Regions from separate parts of the Homo sapiens genome. Here region 1 is linked to region 2. A link is a contact called in ENCODE Hi-C data. All regions are on one chromosome and are shown on one strand. Each heading gives the region's core, a stretch centred on a gene start or an enhancer-like site at or near the end of the contact. The rest is flanking DNA. Distances are from core to core; before and after follow the strand shown.

Region 1 (2,700 bases), core at 92-2,591, 1.1 Mb before region 2:
AATTTATCCTAAGGAAATACTTTAGCTGTAGGGATGTTCATTGCAGTGTTATTTATAGCAATGAAAAATTCTCCAACAGTTGAGGGCTGATTAAAGTATATATTTTCACAAATCAGATATATAGTAATTAAAAATTGTGTTGTAGAAGCAAGCTTCTCAAACAGTGCTGCTCCAGAGACTACGTGCTCATTTGCCAAGGAATATGTGAGGCCATAGGACAAACTTAGTTCATCTTTCTCAACACGAATTTTACTGGTGATTTAGGAGTGTGACAGAGGCTACTAGTTAACTATCCCAATGTCCATTCTCTTTCCTCCTCAGTAACAAAACTCTTGATTTGTACCAGGGTGTGTTGCTGCTCACGAATAATAAGACTACATATCCCCATTCTCTGATGTGGCTAGATGTGGCTTTAGGAGTAAATGCAAACCAACGAGGTGTCAATGAACTGTTATGAAAGACTTTCAGGGAGGCCACCTTGATGGAGCTGACTCACAGGGTTGAGACAAGGGAGTGACCATTTAGCTACTTTCAGTAATTTTTAAAAAGCTTCTGTGTGATTTAAAAAGTTTTTTAAAAATTATTCTTAAAGTGGAAACAAATACAGTTTCAAATGTTTGGCTAATTCTAATTTGAGGAGTACAAGAAGAGGAGAAAAGGAGGGGGATGTGGGAGGAAGCGGATGCTTTATTTCTAAGAGAATCTTGGATAAGCAATGCTGATTTTCCTCTATGATTAAGTCCAATCTGAAAAGGCTGACAAGTCTCGTATAAATTGCTTGTGGTAGAGACTCCTTTTTTTGTGTTTTCACTGTGCTTATGGTTATTTCATTTTGTAGAATCCAAGATGCCCGCCCTCCTCCTCCTCCTCCTCCACCCTCTCCCAAATTTGCCTAAGATATAATAGGCAGGGTTTCAGGATTTAGAAACGATGCACGTAGATTTCAGACTGCGCCTCTCTCTGACATCAGAAAACCTACATTGCCTAAGGCTGGCACAGAGTTGGCCCCAAAGTCTACTTAGAATTTGCCGGCGGAACAGCAATGACCACTGGGCCACAGCGCTTAAGACGCCCGCTGGGTACCAATCCTGGGAGTCGGGGGCGGTGCGAGTCGGGCCCCCCCCATCCCAGGTCTGCGTAGCCAATAGCTCGGGACGGGAGCGGGAGGGGCGTGGCGTGTCCGGCAGGGGGCGCCGTGATTGGCACGCCAGCTCCCGCTGTCCGCGAGGCTGCCCTAAAGTCTAGCTCATGAGAACCCCAGGCAAGTGCGGACCTACAAAGTTTGTCCGCTCCGGGGCACTGTAGTGGCTTTTACCCTGGCCGGGCGGGCGGGGCTCAGCCGGGCTGGGCTGGGCTCCGCGGCTGGAGCCGGGCTCTACCCAGAGCAAGACCCTGATGGCTGCGGTGTTTCTGGTAACGCTTTATGAATACTCGCCGCTTTTCTACATCGCGGTGGTCTTTACCTGCTTCATCGTGACCACCGGCCTGGTATTGGGATGGTAAGTGTCCCAGGGGTGAGAGACGAAGGGGCGGATACCGCCAGAGTGGGGTCGCGACGAGCAGCAGGGGGCACCGGAGCCGGAGGGCCGCGGGCCGGAGGACGTCGGGGATTCGGTGTCCCCGGGTGCCTAGAACTCCGACTTTCTCTGGGAGGAAAACAAGGTGGACGCTGCACCTGCGTCACTGCCCTGCATCACCGTTTGGTCCGTGTCGCTGGGGCATCTTGGGGTGGTACCGCATTGGGGTGTTTTACTCAGCTTTGTTTCTAGGCGATAAAGCAGCCAGGAAGGGCTTGGGCTTGGGCTTGGTGTTGGGAGAAAGTGCTTCTCTAGTAGGCTTCTGTCCCGGATTCGGGCCTACTGTGTGTCCTGGATGAGTTAGTCACCTGTGCTACAGTGCACAGACTGGACAGTAAGCGAGGTTAACAGTTGTGATTCTGACCTGAATGGAGCCCTTAGCCTCAGATCTTTCAGAGTAACTTGTAACTGAACTGTTACCGTTTGAGAATTTAATGGTTTCTGTATACATTCCACACCTTTTGAAGTAATATTTAGTCGATAGAATTGTAAAATCATAATTTTAGAGCTGGAAGAGACCTTAGAAATATGTAACACCGAGGGTAGGACAGTTGCCTATTGGAGACAAGGAGAATGGTCTGTTAGATAACCGCTGAGCAATTCTTCTAGCCTAGAGGTTCAATTTCTCTCTTGAGGAGATGCTATTGTATCATGTTTAGACAAGCCTTGTAAATAACGAGTTGAAACCGTGTAACTAGCCCACAACAGTTTTTCTAGGCTGCAGCCTCCAAAATCCCTTTGAGATGATAATAGTTACAAAAAGATCAAACAGCAGTTCTAAGTGGATAACAGCCATGGTCTGAAGAGGTCAGAGGGGACTCTGTTGAAGAGGGACATGAGCTGGATTTTGGAGAATGAGCATTTTGAAAAATAAATGGAGTTAAATGTATATAGTAGGGAAGAAAAAGCATCTCAGAGAAGACAGCATGAGCATAGGGGCAGAGAACATGTTAGTGAATAAAGAAGGCTACGTAAAACGAGTTTTAAAATAGCCTTTGGTCACATATATGTGATTGCCTTAAAGAACACGGGCCCTTGTCGGTTTCTGAAAATATATGCCATCTTTAGGAAGTGACAAAAGTTTTAACCTGTCCACACTGCTCCTCACCCTACCAGCAATAGA
Region 2 (2,700 bases), core at 154-2,653:
GGTGACTGAAGACTGGCAGAATTCTCAATATCTCAGGCCACTATACACTGCGCAGTTTTCATTTGTATTTTGGAGGTGCTCTAGAAAACTTAGAAATGATTAGAATAAAAAGTATGGATACTTTTAACCAGCCCATGTACAGGAAATTCTGTTGGTGTAGAAACGGTTCTGCTGTTCATTCCTTAACTGCTTCTGTTCCCACTTTGTCAGATGTAGGGCGAGGTGGTGGTGGTGAGTCCTAATTTTTTCTATCTCTATCCACAGTCTGGAATCGTTAGGATTATTTTAAGCCTTCATAACATTTGCGGACAGCTTGGAGTGTTTTGTACATGTAGTGGGGCAGTGCCTGGCCTCCTGTGAGAGATTGATCATCGGTAAACAATCCACACGAAACTCACTTGCCAGTGGACGGGGAGGATCGCTGCCATCCTTTCAGCAAAGAGCAAACGAATAAGGAGAGATCCGGGCCCATCCCTCCTCGCGCAGCAGTTTCTAGATTTTTACCCCGGCTTCATAAATGGCTACCAGCTGGCAGTCACAACACTTTCATAATGTTTGCACACAACTCATTTGGGTCGCTTTCTTTTCTTTCCTTTTTTTTTTTTTTTTTTTGAGAGAAACGGAGAGTCTTACTCTCTCGCCCAGGCTGGAGTGCAGTGGCGAGATCTCGGCTCACTGCAACCTCCGCCTCCTAGATTCCTGCGATTCTCCTGTCTCAGCTTCCCAAGTAGCTGGGGCTACAGGCGTGCGCCACTATGCCCAGCTAATTTTTTGTACTTTTTTTGGCAGAGACGGGTTTTACTATATGTTGGCCAGGCTGGTCTCGAACTCCTGACCTCAGGTGATCCGCCTGCCTTGGCCTCCCAAAGTACTGGGGTTACAGGCGTGAACCACCGCGCCCGACCATTATTTGGGTCGCTTTCTAATTTCTTTCTCCGTTTGTAGCTAGCGTTGCCCGAAGGAGATTTCAGAGAGATCCCCTGGAGAAAGGGACGGGGGATGTCGTTTTCCAGTAATTTCTGGGGGAAATCTGGGATAGTCAGGGGGTAAATCTAGTGCCGTTTGCTGAAGTTAAAAGGCGTGGGGAGCCAGGTGGTGCCCTGGAGGGAGGGCCGCGCGAGACGAGACCAACCTTCGGGACAGGGGAGAGCGGGGCTACTGAACGCAGGGGATTCCGCTGAGCCTCCAGCCCCTGAGCGTCCACCTTCGGCCCAGCTGGGGGACGCGGTCTCGGGAAGAAAGCCCGGAATCCCGAGCCGGCCAGCCGCGAGCAGCGAGTACCGGAGCGCGTGGGCAGGCGCGCGGAGGCAGAGGCGGGCCGGCGGCTGTCCCTTTAAGGGGCCGGTCTCCCGGCGCCGCCGGCCCAGACGCCAGGACGTGCCGGGTCCGCCCCGCCCCGCCCCGAAGCCGCCCGTTTCCTGCCGAGCGGCGCGACGGCACCTGAGCGACTGCGGCGGCGGCGGCGGCGGCGGCGGCGCCTCGGAGCGGGCGGCCCGGGCTGTAGTGCCGGCGCCGCCGCGTCTTCCCGGTCTCCTTTCCCGGCCGCACAGGGTGAGGGAGAGCAGGCCGCACCGGGACGGGCGCCGGCGGCGGGGAGCGCGGGGGGAGGCGGCGCCGGCCGCGGGGTCCTGGGGCAGGCGGGAGGGCCGCGCCGGGCGGGGGGGCGCGGCCGCGGGGCCCGGACGCCGCCCGCTGGGTAGGCCTCGGGCATCCGGTTGCCGCCGCGGGGCTCTTGTTGGGGCCGGGACGCCGCAGGGGGCGGGCTCGGAGGGACCTCCTCGGCCTCGCGGGGCCGCTCTGGGCCCGACCCCGGCTCTGTCGCGGCACCCGGGGCGCGGCCGAGGGACACCCCCCACCCTCCCCAAGGACGACTCTCCCGAAGGCGAGGTCGACCCGAGCGGGCCCTGGGGTGACCGAGGCACCTATTTTTAGCCAAGCCTGAGGGCCCCCGGGAGGGAAGGCGGATTACCGCCTCCTCGGCCGGTGGACGGAGGCAGCGCGTCTCCGGCGGCGTCCCCGGGCCGGAGCTGGGCCACACTTACGCCATGCTGGAGTTCCAGTCCTCGCCGCTGCCTCCGGCGGTCTGGGCGCTCGCCCCCTTCCCCGGCGCCCCTCCCGCTGCCCTTTGCGAGTCCCCAGGTCAGGGCGGGAGGCGGTTGGGCACGGAAAGCAGCATGAGGGGGGACTTTGGAAAAATCCATGGACCACTCTCGACACCGGCGAAGTTATCCCTTCCTGTCCCCGAGGGGTGTGTCCTAGCGATTCGGCCTGACCCCTTCAGTTTCCAAAAGTGAGATTTTTGGCCTTGGGGACCTCGCCGGAAAACTACGCGGGAAGTCTAGAGAAGTCGTCTGGCTCTCAGCCATACGTCTGGTGTGGGATGTGCAGCCCCGCATGCTGGCGGTGAAGGCGCTGGGTGCACTAGATGTGGGCAGCCCCGGACGCGGGCAGCGGCGTCCCAGCCGGCCCCAGTTGCACCTTGACTAGGTTAGGTTGAAAGTAAGCTGTTCAGTGTTGGCCCTTCTTTCCTGTGGGAGGAAGGAGGAATCTAAATTCAGAACTGTGTTGGCAAACGGATTCCTTAGCCGCTATTTAAGTTAGTAGTGCTTAAAGAGCTACGGTTGAAGTTAACTGTTAAGGTGTGTGTGTGTGTGTGAGTGTGTGTGTGTGATGACTTTGTGGAAAGCCTTGAGTAAAGAG

The links. A loop is a pair of places that touch in the nucleus more often than their neighbours do. Pooled maps may share reads with other maps.
Region 1: a map of CD8-positive, alpha-beta T cell shows a loop between it and region 2 (7-fold over the local background). The contact joins the promoter of CGRRF1 here to the promoter of KTN1 in region 2. A Hi-C loop is called at or near these places in 2 of 168 maps with a recorded cell type or tissue (CD8-positive, alpha-beta T cell and posterior vena cava) and 8 of 50 pooled maps.

The regions. Positions count from the first base shown.
Region 1 is chr14:54,508,565-54,511,264 of GRCh38, forward strand. CGRRF1 (cell growth regulator with ring finger domain 1) reads left to right here and starts at 1,342. Exons shown (of 6, transcript NM_006568.3): 1 at 1,342-1,499. The coding sequence starts at 1,396. RefSeq lists silencers at 1,003-1,432, 1,232-1,417 and an enhancer at 1,593-1,822.
Region 2 is chr14:55,578,804-55,581,503 of GRCh38, forward strand. It overlaps KTN1 (kinectin 1), which reads left to right and starts at 1,404. Exons shown (of 44, transcript NM_001079521.2): 1 at 1,404-1,551. It overlaps KTN1-AS1 (KTN1 antisense RNA 1), which reads right to left and starts at 1,289. Exons shown (of 3, transcript NR_027123.1): 1 at 1,133-1,289. RefSeq lists enhancers at 629-748, 759-848 and silencers at 1,289-1,548, 1,609-2,248, 2,428-2,700.